2 separate regions of the Mus musculus genome follow, and region 2 is linked to region 1. The links are chromatin loops, found by intact Hi-C in ENCODE. Cell type or tissue: heart. All regions are shown on one strand.

Region 1 (8,000 bases):
GCTCTAAGAGCATTTTAACACAGCACTTTACAGAAGTCTCAACTCAAATACTGAATTTGGGACCTTTACCAGCAAACATGCTGTGCTCTTCCTGCATAGCCTCAGCATCTGGCAGCTCCTCTCAGGGCCCAGGCCGGGCATCATCTTGGTTACACTCCTCACTCAGGCTTCTGTTCCTGCACCTTCCTTCAGGAAGCCCTGTGGATTCTGCCCCTGTCACTTGTCCACTTCCTGCTTTGTCCTGACTAGTTCTTAGGTGGACGTTACCGCGTCTTCTCTGGGTTCTTTCAGGAAAGGTAATGAGTCTTAGAAACACAAGTTACCTCTCTGCTTAAGTAAGACCCCTTGCTGATATCCCTGTTTTGTAGTGTAGACTTTAAATTTTCAAAATGGCCCTACCTTCTGGCACTGCTAGTCTCAGCTGGAGCTCCCCCCAGCTTTACACTCCATTGTGCTGATTGTTTTCTTTCCTGAACCAAACTTATGTAAAACCTTCACAGTGGAAAGCGTAGGTCAATAACACAAGGGTGTCCATCTCAAGAATATTCATGGGAGAGGGGCTCTGAAGTTACATTTTGACAGTCAGAAATGACATTTTATTCAGATTAATGCTAGGAAAATGAAACTGAGAAAATGTTACCATGGGTCCATAGAGAGCCTAGTATATAACCAGTATCTGATGGCCAAGGATGAGGGGTCTGCTCCAGGATGTCACTCACATTCAGGACAGTGACCCAGCTCCAAGTGTCAGTTTGCCTCCAAGTTAAAATAAGTCTGTCTGACCTATCTCATATGGGAAGAACAAAGAGTAATGTCTAGAAGTCCCTGGGAGTCCAGTGATGTGGTAATAGTAATAAATAAGTAATAAATAAGACAAGCTTTTGCCACAAGCAGTAGAATGGTCTTCCTGGTGACTAGCATGACATCGTAACTGCCTTATTTAAGCCAATGTGGTTGTGACTCTGCTGCTTGCTAACTAACAGCTGTGGGGTGTAGTTAAAGGTCAGGTGAGCTTTACAGTCTGGAGGCCTGTAGTCATTAGCACTGGCGGTCCTCAGTCCACTGTGACTTTACCACATGGAGGGCCTCCACCATGCCAGGAACAGCAACCTTTGATCGGCATGTTTGCTCTGGTGAAATGGCTAGAAGTATTTGAGACCTGGCAGCAGTGGACGTGGGAGGAGGCTCCATTCTTGCTGGCTGTGACTCATCCCACGAACACGTAAAGTGTGCACTCTCTTCATTGGTTTTGATGTTGATGCCGTGCTCCGGCTTTGATGTATCATGTTTCCCTCTGTGCCCTGTGTCTTGATCTTGTGACCAATCTGTATTTAACTGAATTAGCACATTGGGCCATACATAAAAAGGAATTATTATTACTGATGCCTACATATAGTGGTGGTGGAGTTTTTCAGGCCAGTTGTACTTTGAAAATTTCTGGATGCTGGAGGCAAGTGGAGGTTGGACTGTGAGAAAGGAGGCATTCCAGGCTTCTCTCCATGATCGTGGGAGGCTAGTTTCTCCTCATCTTACCCTGTTAGATGCCTTTTTCATGTCCAGATTTCTCCCTTACATAAGGATACCAGTCAGATTGGGTTAGGTCTCACCCTAAAGGTTTCATTTAACCTGAATTAGTTCTTTGAAGATTCTGTGTCCATATAAGGACACATTCTGAGTTTGTGAGAGTTGGGACTTCAATATACAACTTTTGGGGGAGACACAGTTGAGCTCATCACAGACTGTGATGAAGTTAGCTTCACAGAGATAGCAGGCTTGTTTGGGAGTCTTCCATAAACCCAGAAAAAAAATTCTAAGTTGACTGAGTTTTGCTCCCTTTCTGGACCCACAGAATGCCGTGGTGCTGGTTTCTACAGTCAGCACCACTCTTGGTCTTGTGTTTGGTGGAAGATCTAATGCAGTCTAAGCTCCGAGCTTATCACAGTCTCGCTTGATGATTGTGCTGTGTTTTTTAATGCTTGTTGTATCGTTGCTTGATGTGTTGTTTCAGCTCCACCTTTCTTGCGTATTCCTTGTCAAGCACAGGAGCCTCGTTTGGCTGTGTACTGTTGACATTTTCAGCCCTCCAATGCTTTAGATGGACTGTTCATCCCAAGAGTTCACAGCTGCCTTTTCTGGCAGATCTCTCAGCTGTTTGGATGCTGTCTGTGATGCTGTCAAGAAGTGGGATGTGTTTGTTTTCCCTTCTGCACTCTCCCATGTCTTTGGCTGTTCCGGATATCTGTCACAAAGTCCCTCTCTCTACAGCTCTTGGCACCTGCCCTAGTCTGTACCTCAGCTATGCTTTTAAATGCACCCCATTCCTCATCGCTAAGTGCATCATGTTTGTGTCACTGGTGCCCACTGTCTCAGTCCTGGGCACTGAGATAACAACTATGTTTTGTTTTCCCAGCCAGAGACCAGGCAACACTAAATCATTTCTCCCTTCTGTTGGGTTAGTCAGGTTTTGTCTCCCCTGACAAATATTCTAAAATATTGTTTCAATAAAACTGTGTTTTAATAATTTAAACTGTCATGCCTGCAGGAAATGGAGTTTAGGCAGGATGGGTAACATTCCTCCCTGTTAACATCACCTGTCATCCAGACCGTACTAGACCTGTAGCATTGAAGAGGGAAAGGGGCCCAGAGTCCTTTTCTTGTATAAAAGGCTGCTGTAACCATTACTGTTGAGGTGAAGTAGAATATTGAAGCCTCTCTGCTGTACAGGGAATACATGCATTTCCCCAGGCAGAGGTTGCTCTCTGTTGCTGTTTGACAGTCACTGACTCTACCCCACTAAGTACTTTCTAAACAAGGCATTCGCTACAGCCGAGGATCTTTGCTTAGCTTACGTTCCCACCCTGCCTCTTTCAGTCTCTTAGGAGAAAGTTGCTTCTTGGAGAATTCTCCTCTGGAACCAAAGTCAGCTTGCATGTACTTTACCCTACTGGCTCATTTGCTGCTAAAATGAGATGTAATGAGTGACAGTCATTTTCCCCTAGTGCTTTTATGATGTGCTTTACTGCCACAGCGTGGCCAACCCTCAAAGGAGCAAGCCATGTATTTTAATAAAACTGATATGCAGTAAGATTAGCCATCAGAATTTGCCTTTAAATGTGGGTTTCCTCCCTCACGTTGTGCCTCTCATGAGATTATTTAGACCTTGAGCCTGCTTGTATCTGAGAAGAAACAGGCCTGGGACCTTACTCTCCAGAGAAATATCAGATACTCAGAGGCTCTGCTGCTAGTCGGGGAGGCTAAGGGCTAACCCTGACAGTTAAGTTGCATTAAGCTTTGCTGATAGCCTGAAAACCTTCCAGAGCTTCCCAGATGTTGGGCTGTTAGGAGGGGGCCATGGCTTTCAGTCTCCACGGGGTGATTGAGTGGTCCCGAAGATAACCTCTGAAGAAGCAAAGCTCACAGGATCCTATCTTAAATTCCAGTTTCTCATGGGCCTGCCTGCATCTGACTTTTTTTTTTTTCTTAGAATATAAATTATCAAACTAACACCCAGGCTGACATCTTCTCAGCAGGCTGACATCTCCCTTGCCTTCTCCATACCTTTCATACAGCTTTATTCCTTGGGCCTGGGCCTGAGATCTTAGCTCTTGAGGTGACTATTCTAGAGCCAGTCTCCCTTCCTGTCTTCTGGGAAGACTGTCTCAGCACAGATTTGTACTGTTCAGCCTTCAGTTTCCCTCTCACCATTGTCTAAGCCTAAGACTTCTCTCACTTGTGTCTACACACCAGGACCTACAACAAGTTCTGGATACATGGTGAGCTGAACAGGAATTCCAAATCAGGTTATCTCCTCTCCTGCAAACGAGAGCCCTGGGCTATGGCTCTTCTAAACTACTCCTGGCTTATCAAGGACCCACTTGCTTGTCCAGATGGCTCGGTTGTCACAGGTGGCAAAAGCAAGAGGCTGCCTGCAGACTTTTCTATTCATTCTCAACCTGGTGATAATTTCAGACCAGTAGGAAAGGAAGGGAAGTAGAGCCTGAAATCACAGAGATCTGGTCCTGGGAGAAATTAGAACAACAACAACAACAATGAAAATCGACTATGACAGGTTTCACTTAAACAAACAACAGCTATGTAACCAGGTTCATAAATATTTTTACACTTAATTTGAAGTAGAAGCTTTGAAGATTTATATTCAATAATCGAGAGTGATCATTTGTTTCATTGAGGAAAACACAAAACATCCATGTACTGATTGAGGGGAGGAATTGATGCTCTTGGTTAGTGGAAAGATTTTTAAAATTTATTAGAGATTTATTTTTATTTTTAACGTGTATGTATAGATGTGTCTTTGTGTAGGTATGTGCACATGTGCGCACAAGTGCCTGTGGAGCCCAGACGAGAGCCTTCAGTTCCCTGTGGCTGGAGCTACGGGTGATTATGAGCTTGCTGACTTGGGTGCTGAGAACTCCACGTGGGTCCTCTTCAAGAAAAACTCACGCTCTCAATCACTGAGCCATCTCTGTAGCCCCGAGTTAATGGGCACATTTTATAGATGATTTTGTGTAAGTTGGCCATCCAGTAATCTGGTGTTGATTTGGTTTATAAACCCAAGGAGTGATTTATGACTAGGACAACCAGTTAGGGAAAGTAGTTTCTGGAACGGAGCCTGGTGAGCATGGGGCAGGCAGGATGCTTCCTCAGCTCAGGACACTCATCACCTCCCTTCATTTCTTCAACCTCTAAGGCCTCAGCAGTTTTTAGTCTCTGAAGATCCCATTGTCCAACTCCTTATCCCTAACCCAGGAAATGAAACAAGTTGTTTTAAAAATTCTTGGAATTAAATGCTTAGAGAAAGATCTTGAGAGTGGAAAATGGCACTCTGATTTTGTGTTTTGTTGCCGGGCTTACCCTAGTGGTCTCTGACAGAGATGAGTAATTAAGAGCTTCCAACCCCATCAACAACAAAACCAGTTGCCACCAGACACTCAGGAAATACTACTCAGGCTTGGTGACTCATACCAAACACTAGTCCAGCACTTGGGGGGCTGAGTCAAGAACATTGCAAGTTCAAGGCCAGTCTGACTATGAAGTGTGAACTGCAGTCCTCAGAAAAAGACCTATGTTAAACCTATGTCATACCTATGTGAAAGACCGACTTTATGATTATAATTAGTTGGAATGATGTAGATCCAGAGCTGTAAGCTTGTGCTGTCTTTAGTTCTCTTAAGAATCTCTCACTTCTGTGTCTGACCTATCATCCTCATGGCTGTCGGGTAAAACTAGCTTAGCAGACCACTAACCCAGAAAGCTAGGCGGATCACCAGACAGCATCTGGAACCCCTAGAATTTCTCCTGCTCTTGGTTGCCTTCGACCTGTTGTCTCCATGAGAGTAAATGAAATGGCATCATAACTCTTTCGTTCTGTAGTTGAAAAGTCAGCTCCAGGGCTGTCCAGTCATTTGGGGCAATGTAAAACTCATGTTCCCAAGCCTCTGCCTCTTAGATTTGACTCAGAATAGATTCACCTCTGCTCCCTCTGAGGTGAGAGCTGGTTTCTTGCATCAACAATAATAAGACTCTTTCTCAAAAAAGCAGATGCAAAACCAAACCAGTCTAGGTATGTCTGTGCTTCCTTCTTTAGCTTTTTCCGGCTCAGCTTCATGATCACACAGAAATGAGAGAACAGGCCAGTAAGTCAGTACACATAGGAACATTAGACAGTCAAGACTTCTCCAGGGTGGGAGGTGTTTATCTTCCCAAGGGGAGATATGGAAGCCATCTTCTAAGATGAAGAGTGGGCAGCTATAGGCTCTGCGAGGTTCACTGGGAATTGTTAGAGACAGTGGAGTGTTGCAGGGAGAGAGCGGAAGATCAGTACAGATCCCTGCTCAACATCAACTGCAGGCCACGGTGACATCGCTAACTCTGGGAAGTGGAGCCAGCTCATGTAGGCTTTCCTTAGAGGACTCAGTATTCACACCACTACTCTTCAACAGGAGGCTGAGCCTCAGCATAGGAGGAGGTTCTGGGATGAAGATTATTTGGTAACAGCAGAAAGTAAAGTCTTGAGTGTATCAGTTCTTGCTCTTGTTTGTTTGTTTTAATAAAAGCTCGGGAGAATGCCACATCAGGTAGAATGACTTTCTACCCAAGGTTGGGGGCACCACTTAAAACCATGTACTTAGCTAGAGAAGGGTCTGTCTTTGGAACCTGTTCTCTGAGGTAGACTTGATTGGGAAGTAGGTACCCAGTGCAGTGGCAACCCCCCAGAGCCTGGACCTGATCCTGGCCCACGGGACGCAGCTCCGGAGAAGTGTGTGTGGGAGGAAGTGTACCAAGTCATCCAGGTGGACCGTGGAACTGCTCCCTTCAGTGCCGCACAGTGTGCGCACGGCTAACCGCTGAGGCCGTCCAGCACACTCCTACAGGAGAGGCATCCTTTCAAGTTCCCAGCAGGGCATCTCAGAATGTTCATTCTCTTCTTCCCTGCCTCTTCCCCTCCCCAGCTGGTTCCCTCTCACCAGAACGATGTTGCCAGAACCTTTGCTGGAATAAAAACAAAATCTAGGTTAATGATTTAAGACACAGAAGAGCCAAGCAAGTCTAGCCCTGTACTATCCTTTCATGTATATTACTCCTGGGTGTTTGATGATGACTAATAAATAGCTGTATGCTGGTGCATAGTATTTATCCTCTCTAGGAATCATTACAGTAGACCTGGTTGGTGTAGAGACTATTGAAAGTGATGTCGGAGTCTATGAGAAGCTTGTCGTGGTACATACTGGACCTGACGAGCAAGCCCACCTTACCTTTTCCCAAGGTCACTGTAAAATAGCTGTGGTTTGTGTGTGTGCGCTACATGTTTGTTAGTTGGTGGGTGGGGGCTTGTGGGGAGGTTCATCAGTGGATTCCTGGGTATCCTGCCATGCATGTAGTTTTCTTTAGTGTTCGGACCACAGCTGGTATCTCACCTGGTGAGACGACTTGGGTTTACGTTTCATGCTTGGGGTGGGGTGTAGGCAGCTGATCAGATCTGTAAAGTTTAGCTTTGTGTGGAGTCGTGCACAAACTTTGAGACAGCCCTGTACTGTTGAGTAATCTGGAGATGATTTTAGGCATATGGCAGAATCACATAGGCTATACACAAACACCACATCATTTTATACAGGGGGCTCCAGCTGTGGAGGGTTTGGCATGTGGAGTCCTGGGGTCAGTACGCACAGATACCAGAGAACACTTCCCCGGAGCAGGGAGAAAGCTGCCTGGGGACATCACAAAGACGAAGTAAAAGGGCAGGGTGTGTCGAGATGGCAGGTTGTTCAGCTGCACTGTCAAAGGCAGGGGTGGTGCTCCACTGGTACTTTAGAGTTTGGGTTAGAACTCAAGGTTGGTGGCCCTTCTCAGAGGATAGCAGTTTGACATGTTCTTGTTCCCTCGGTGAGCACAGGCCTGGGCTAGACTGGCGGTCAGGAGAAGTGGAGCATTCCTTCCACAGGCCCACCATTTGCCCACATTCCTCCCCGTCTGTCTTCAGTAACAGCAGCATCCTCCTACTCAGGAAGGAAAGGAACTTGGCTTATCGTGTGGCTCTCTCCATTGCTTCAGTGCTGCCTGTCATTCCTAAGTATCAACAGCAGCACCAGTGACCTCGCCTGCCACCCCACTGCTTCTGTCTTACCAATGCTTCCTTGCAGGCTTGCCCATCGCTCTTGGTCGCCTGTCATTTTAGTCATCACTGAGCAGTGCACACCCCTGGGCAGTGCACACTACTGTCCTGTGCAGTGCATGTTAATGCCCCGTGCATGCTAACATGGTCAGTGCTCCCTTCACACTCAGCGCAGCTCTCCATCTGCAGGAGGCTGCTCTGTCTTCGGAGTGTGCATGCCCGTGTTTGTGCTCATATGGGTAGCTAGTACAGCAAGCGTCTCATTATTTGATTTGTAAATATTTGGGGAGCTCTTAGTGTGCTTGTGGTTACGGCAGAAAAACAACCTGTTTAAGACACTATGTCATGTCTGGAGGTGTTTGAAAATCCT
Region 2 (8,000 bases), 140 kb before region 1:
GCACGTCTGTGATTATTCTGTTCTCATTCCTGCTGCTGTGAAAGCCTCTCAGGTTTACAGTCACCCCTACACTGGGCGACCACGCATGCATTCTGGCTCCAGACGATCTTTCTTCTTTAGAATGAAGAGCTGTACCGTCCCTGTCAAAGAAGAGCAGCCATGCTCGTCCTGCTCAAAGAAGAAAGGTGAGACTCCCGGGAGAGCCGGTGATTCGGAGCCTGGTGCAAAACGCAAGGTCCTAAGTAGTTTCTATCCAGGAAAAAGTAAGTTTCATAGTCACGGCAAGAAATAGGATTCAAAGCGTCTAAGTAAGATTGTTTTTAAACTGAAATTATTTACACTGGCTCACCACCAGGTGCACATCCTGTTGTGCTACTGAATCTGTAGCGAAGAGAACTTTAAGTTAGATTTGGGAGACGTGATGTAGGCCTTAAAGCGTAGTTAACACTCAAGTAACAGAGGCGGGAAAGATTTCTGTGAATTCAAGCCCAGCAGGGCTATGTAGCAATACCCTATCTCAAAGATAAAATAGTAAAATAAAAACTCAAACAACAACAAAGTTCAATCTCTTTTTAAAAAACTTTTTGCTTGTTTGTTTGTCTTTTTATTTTGTGTTTTGTTTTTGTTTTGAGATAGGGTCTCACTTTGTAGCTTTACCCAGGAACTCACTGTGTATACCAGGCTAGCCTCAAATGCACACAGATCCATCTACCTCTGCCTCCTGAGTGTTGGAGTTAAAGGTGCATGCTACTATGCCCAACCCTAAAATAATTTTTTATCTTGCTTTTTAAGTGTGTGTGTGTGTGTGTGTGTGTGTGTGTGTGTGTGTATGCGTGTGTATGCCCACACAAGTGAGTCCAGTGCCAATTGAGGCCATCAGATTCCCTGGAGCTGAAACTAAGGTCAGCTGTGGGCTGCCTGATGCACGTGCTGAGAACTGAACCGAGTTCCTCTGACAGAGCACAGGCACTCCTAACTACTGAACCACCACTCCAAACTCCTGCTTGCTTCTTTTTGAGACAGAGTCTTACTATGTAGTCCAGTAGGGCGGGGATGTAGTATGTATGGCCATATGTGTCTATTAATCATCATCATAACCAACAGTAAGAGATTTGCAAGTTTCTTCATTATAGTCAGACATAGTGTTATAGGCCTGCAATCACTTAGGAGGCTGAGGTAATAGTATCAGGGATTAGAGGATAGCCTGGTATACATAGGGAGCTGGTTAGAGGCTAGCCTGGGCTTCAGAATACATTTGTCTCGAAAAGAAAAAAAAGAAAAGGAAAAAGTGGAGAAAGAGGGAGAAGAAAGGAAAGAGGAAGGACAAGGGGAGGAGGAAGAGAGAGGAAGAGGAGGGAGGAAGAAGAGGGAGGAGAAATATCAGCATCTATAGTGACCTAAGTGTATTGCTATGATTTTTCATTAGACCATAGAAAATTCCACACCGTCCATTGCACTGGATACTTGAGAAGCTGGCCTCTGAATGTTGTTGGCATGGAGAAAGAGTCGGGTGGTGGGAAGGACAGCGGTCCTCTTACCTGCCTTGTGGCTATGGGACGGTTGCATCCATACATTGTCCCTCAAAAGAGTGGCAAGATCAACGTGAGACCGGCTGAGTTCATAACTCGCTTCGCAATGAACGGGAAATTCGTCTATGTTGACCAAAGGTAAACACTCCATGTTTGGCTACCCAGAGGCCACTGGGGCAGCTGAAGCACAGCGTCAAAGCTCCGCTGCAGTTTTCTCCTAACGAGGGCTTGAGAAGAGGAAGTATATTTTAAGTGAAATACGGAGATGGTGATGTTGGTGATTTTGGTAGAACTGGAGGGTAAACTTGGGAAAGTGTTTCCTAGCAGTGGTGTTGAGTCTGCCCTGCTCCATGGCCGCAGTGTTGGTGGTACTGGTGGTACCCTGTACAGGCATCAGCAGGACGTCATGGGGCCTCACCTGGGGTCCTGTTTGCAGTCTAGCTGTGGATGGGGAGGACCAAGGCTAGCTCTTTCTCCAGACGGCTTTCCTGCAACCCGACCTGTGCTGGACCTGCAGTGTTCTGGGAGGCATCACCGTCAGCAACTGCCATGATGTTTTTCTGTTTCAAAAACCAGGGCAACGGCAATTTTAGGATACCTGCCTCAGGAACTTTTGGGAACTTCATGTTATGAATATTTTCATCAGGATGACCACAGTAGTTTGACTGACAAGCACAAAGCAGGTAGGTAATCCATTGAATGAGGTGCTTTGCGGGTAATTTAAAAATGACGTCAGCCAGGTGTGATGGATCACACTAAAAAAAATCTCAGTATCTGGGAGGTGGCTTAGAGGATTGGGAGTTCCAGGCTAACTTGGGCTACATAGCAAACTCCTGTCTAAATAAAGAAAGAAATGATTATACCATCAACTCCGAATTCCTTATGAAATCCAAAATTAATTCTCAAGGCCCTGGTCTGGCTTTGGTGGTGTCTGGGTTTCGGCACAGCCCCCTGGCTGGCCCGGAACCCGCATACACCCTTTCCATCCTCTGGGGGTGGAGTTACAGGCATGAGCCACCACTCCCAGCGTGAAGGCTTTGGTTGTACAGGCTATTCCGCTGACTGCGGCTTTCCTGTGAAGTTCTGCAGAGTAAGGAGAAAATACTTACAGACTCATACAAATTCAGAGTGAAGGATGGTGCCTTCGTGACTCTGAAGAGTGAGTGGTTCAGCTTCACAAACCCTTGGACCAAAGAGCTGGAGTACATTGTGTCTGTCAACACATTGGTTTTGTGAGTAGTTTTCTGTGCTCTTAAGACCTTTGATCTAATTTCAAATGAGTATCACTGCTTCTCTCTCTCTCTCTCTCTCCCTCTCTCTCTCTCTCTCTCTCTCTCTCTCTCTCTCTCTCTCTCTCTCTAGACAGGGTTTCTCTGTATAGCCTTGGCTGTCCTGGAACTCATTCTGTAGACCAGGCTGGCCTCAAACTCAGAAATCCTCCTGTCTCTGCCTCCCAAGTGCTGGGATTAAAGGCGTGCACTACCACCGCCCAGCCCAAGGCAACTCTTATAAGGGCAATATTTAATTGTGTCTGGCTTACAGGTTCTGAGATTCAGTCCGTTATCATTGAGGCAGGAACACAGCAGCATCCAGGCAGGCATGGTGCAGGAGGAGCTGAGAGTTCTACATTTTCATCTGAAGGCTGCTAGCAGAATACTGGCTTCCAGGCAGCTATGAGTGAGGTCTTACAGCCCACACCCACAGTGACACACCTACTCCAACAAGGCCACACCTTCTCTAACAGGGCCACATCATCTAATATAGTGCCACTCCCTGGGTCAAGCATATTCAAACCATCACGAACACCTTTAACACTGCTTGGTTCTCTGTCTATATGACAGCTCAGTTTCTCAGGGGAGGGGTCACAGATGCCAGATCTCTGTGGGCTTCTCCCATATCCATCCCCAGATCAATGTCTGCATTAGTTACAGCCCTGGTACAACATAAAGTCATGGAAATGGTTGTTGTTCCAGCTCACTTAGGAATAACAAGAGGAAAAAAAAAACCTCTGTGTTTGGGGGAGGTACAGGGTTTCCCTACAGTCTGCAGCTGGTGACCCCACAGAGCAGAACCCGAGGCTGCAGCAGCCAGCGGTCTGAGAACTTCCTATCTCTCCATTGACGTTAGTTGTTCAGATTAAGCCGACCATTGGCCTTCTGTAATCTACTACTTCGTGCTTGGTAAATGTCTGGTGGTAAAGGTGGCAAGGGTAGGCATTGTTATGCCTACCTATGTTCTTGGCACTCGGGAGGAAGAGACAGGCGGATGAGAAATCCAAAGTCATTTTTGGCTACCTAGGGAGTTTGAGGCCAGCCTAGATTATTTGAGACCTTGTCTCAGAAAAAACAAAAACAAAAACAACAACAACAACAACAAAAAAACAGAAAGAAAGAGAGAAAGGAAGGAAGGAAGGAAGAAGAGGGAGAGAAGGATGGAGAAGGAAGAAGAGGAGGAGGAGAAGGTAGGAGGGATGTAGCTCAGTGGTAGAGTACTTGCTTAATGTACATGACCCTTGGTTCAGTCCCCAGGAAGGAAGGCCGGGCACATGCATTTAATGCCATTTACTAAGGACTAAAGGCAGGCAGTTCTGAGTTTGAGGTAAACTTGGTCTGTGTAACATGTTCCAGGATAGCCAGGAGAGACCTTGTCTTGAAAGAAAAATAAAACAAAAAAGAAACAGTGTATTTTTCTGTGCCTCTTTGCCACAAGAAACTGTGCCCAGCACAGCCAAGAGAGCAGAAATCTGCCAGTGTCCTGGGGGGGTGGGGGGGAAGCTCTCCTCTAGCCTGGTGCTCACGGCCCGTTCATCCTGGCCTGAGCTTTGTTGCCCTGCTAAGTTTTTAAGTGGGTGTAAGGTTTTGTCAAGCCAACTCCATTTGCTTGTCTTATGCTCAGTTTACACAGTACTAGGAGGCCTGTACCTCCCATGTTCCGTCTGCCATTCCGATACAGCTGTGGACCTTTTGCACTAGGTGAACCGTCACTGTGGGAATGAGACCACTGGGGCATTTGCCATAGATCCTGATCTTAGCTGAAGTGAACAATAAAATACAAATGAGTGGAAATTTGGCAAATCAAATACTTGGAGCCAACGTGGATACATTAATAGATTCCCTGCACCTCAGGGAGTGTCATGTGTTTTTCTGACCTCCAGGGGGCGCAGTGAGACCAGGCTGTCTTTGCTTCATTGCGGCGGCAGCAGCCAGTCCTCCGAAGGTAAGACGGAGCTTCAGGTCAGGCGTGGTAACTCAGATGCATCATCCGGTAAGGATTCCATGAACACGTGCTTTTCTGTCTAAGAATGGAGAAACTTTCCAGGGAAAGTTAGAAAACATTTTGACTGGACAGGTCCGTGCACTGGGCTATAGAAGGAGATAGGGGCAGGAGAGGTGGCTCAGAAAGTCCGGGCCCTTCTTGTATACAGATACTGATCTGAGTTTAATCTCCAAAACATACATGAAGGTAGAAGGAAAGGACTGACATCACAGTGTGTCGTCATACACAAATCACACATACATATATCATACACACTCATACCATGTATGCATATATATATGTGTGTATGTATATATACATACACATACATCATACATGCACATATCATACACACATACACACATCATATACATACATCATACACACATATCATATACCCATACACATATATACATCATACACCTCAAAACATATATACATCATACACATACATCATACATACATATATCATACACACATATCAAAACACATATATCATATACATCAAAACATACATACACACAAACACACATACACACATACATCATACACATGTAAACATAAACACACACAGATATGCATATACACACATGTATCATACATGCAAACACATATACACACACATGCATGCATCACATATATACAATATCTTACATGCACATTCACTAAAAACTAAGGGCCTGTGAGGTGGCTCAGCAGATAAAGGTATTTGCCTCTAAACTGACTAATAAGTTGGGAAAGGACAGACTTCCACACATGGTCCTTTGACCTCCAAGTGTATGCTGTAACATGCATGCGGCCACATACATCCTTCACACACACAATAATGAACAAGAGACCAGGTTAGGAAGTCACATAGACCCCATAGGAAACTTCCAGGAACAGAAGTCCCCTTGAGGTGCCAGAGCACCTGGTTCATGTCTTCACCTTTAGTGTAACATGGCACTACACACAAGTCGCTGTTCACCTGACTGGTTCCCGACTGGACAGAGTTTCTTGTAATCAGACTGGTGTTGTCACATGGTCTCCCTCTAGCCTTATCCATGGTGTTCATGGCTTACCACTAGATAAATGAAAGACTGTCATGAAGGGCCTATTTTTCCATCTCAGATTTTTTTTTAACCACAGGGATGTGCTCATGTTTTATATACAAAATGTATTTTTTTAAGTATCTGAATATGGTGGGGACATATGCATGTAATCCCAGCACTTAGGTAGAGTCAGGAGGATCAGGAGTGAGAGGCCGGCCTCAGCCACTTGAGACACTGTCTAAACAAAGCAAAGCAAAAATTAGGAGGTAGAAACAGGCAGATCTCTGAGTTTGAGGCCAGCCTGGTCTACAGAGTTCCTGGAAAGCCAGGACTACACAGAGAAACCCTGTTTTGAGACAACAAAAAGTAAAAACGGGTAGACAAACAAACACACATCTGGGGCTGAAAAGACGGCTCAGAGGTTCAGAGCACTGGCTGCTTTGGAAGGACCTGAGTTTGGTTCTCGGCACATCTCGGCTCACAGCTGCCTGGAACTCTGGGCGATTCCATGCCCTTTTCTGACCTTTATGGGCAGTGTATGCATTTGATGCACCTACATATATACAAGCCAACACTCATACACATAAAACAGAATAAACATAAACAACACAAAAGGAGCAATGAAATATGAAGTGGTGTTTCCATGGCTTCACTGTAAGGGAAAAGACCATGCTGAAGGCCATGGGTCACTGCTGTGCCTTTGTGACTCTGCGCACATCTGTGATCGCCGCTCACAGCATCTTAAACATTGGGAATTGCTGAATAAAAGGTTGCATGTTTTCTGTTACCTTAAGATGTGGATCATCTATTTCTTTTCAGGAGAAAATTAGGGAATTATCTGAATAGAAAGAAAGCCACTAGCTAGGGCTGTGCACTCTAGCGCCCTTCCCTGAGTTTTCTCTTGTGCTGTTGCCTAGACTCATTTAGACAATCCTGCATCAATGTGCCCGGTGTATCCACGGGGACCGTCCTTGGTGCTGGGAGTATTGGAACAGATATTGCAAATGAGGTTCTGAGTTTACAGAGGTAAAGATGTATTACTGCAAATATTCTCGTGTAAATGGCTGCTGTAGTTAAACCAGTACATAGACCAGTCATTCTCCTACTTGTGTGTGTATGCGTGTGCACGTGTGTGTGCGTGCACGTGTGTGTAAGTGTACCAGCATGCAGTAGGGCAGGACAGCGTAGGTGGTGTGGTGTGTGCCTATAAGTGGCTTGCTTGCAGGGACAGAGGCATCAGATCCCCTGGAGCTAGAGTTGCCAGCAGTTGGGAGCCACCCAGATAAGGACTTTTATAATCTCATTTTGGACAAGTTATTTCAAAACATCATATGAAATCCAGAATTCAGGAAGAAAAATCGATAAATTTAATTGCATAAAAAGTTCAAAATTGATGCATAAACTACACAGTTAAAATAAATGAATATATATACCAGAAAGTGTGTGCATTGTATGTGTGTGTCAATGCATCCACAGCTTGCATATGTGTGTGTCAGTGCATGAACAACATTCATGTGTGCATGCACAGAATGCATGTGTGTCAGTGCATGCACAGCTTGCATATGTGTGTGTGGGGGGTAAGTGCACACCACTGCATGTGTGTGTGGAGTATTTTCAGCACTTCGGGGTGAAAGATAAGTCTGCCATGTAAGAAGTCAACTGGTCTCAAGTACTGAATACGGAATATTTAGTCTGGGGTTCTTTGCTGTTGTTTATCAGTGACTTATGATACATTCAGAGGAGAAAGACTCCTTCTAAAATCCTGTCTGAGGAATAAATATCTCTTGTCTCCCTTCTCAGATTACACTCTTCATCCCCAGAAGATGCAAGCCCTTCAGAAGAAGTGAGAGATGACTGCAGTGTAAATGGTGGGAATGCCTATGGGCCTGTGAGTGAAGTAAATGTTCATTGTCATTATGTCAGGACCATTCTATGAAGATACATGGACCTTTCTGCTGACTCGGTCATCTTAAGGGGAGGTATAGGTCAGTGGTTACAGGAGACATGGTTAGAGGCATACAAAAGGGCTGCAGGGTGTGTGTGGCTCACATACCTAGTCTTTGTAATGTTGGGTTCAGAATTTAAACTCTGCCTCAGTGTCCTCACTTGTAAGGCAGGTATGATGATAACATACCGTGGATTAGGCAATGGAGATAGGGTGCCATGTAGCCCAGGCTGGCCCAAA

Evidence for each region. A loop is a pair of places that touch in the nucleus more often than their neighbours do. Peaks named below come from ENCODE experiments on the same cell type or tissue, not always from the same donor. Only the 100,000 strongest peaks of a DNase experiment are listed, where the experiment ranks them.
Region 2: a loop joins it to region 1, with 2.9 times the contacts of the local background. A loop is called at or near these places in 15 of 42 quality-filtered maps.

The regions. Positions count from the first base shown.
Region 1 is chr6:146,958,994-146,966,993 of GRCm38, forward strand. All of the region lies in intron 2 of Ppfibp1 (PTPRF interacting protein, binding protein 1 (liprin beta 1)), which reads left to right. Among named protein-coding and RNA genes, the nearest start is that of 1700034J05Rik, 8.6 kb to the left of the region's middle. In heart, a CTCF peak has its summit at 3,035; a DNase peak (open chromatin) is centred at 2,168; H3K27ac peaks cover 2,140 bases.
Region 2 is chr6:146,820,484-146,828,483 of GRCm38, forward strand. Arntl2 (aryl hydrocarbon receptor nuclear translocator-like 2) reads left to right here. Exons shown (of 15, transcript NM_172309.2): 7 at 45-185; 8 at 1,427-1,667; 9 at 2,106-2,212; 10 at 2,611-2,761; 11 at 4,684-4,745; 12 at 6,733-6,841; 13 at 7,616-7,703. Among named protein-coding and RNA genes, the nearest start is that of Arntl2, 19 kb to the left of the region's middle. In heart, a CTCF peak has its summit at 4,684 (motif pointing right); no DNase peak of the experiment used is centred here.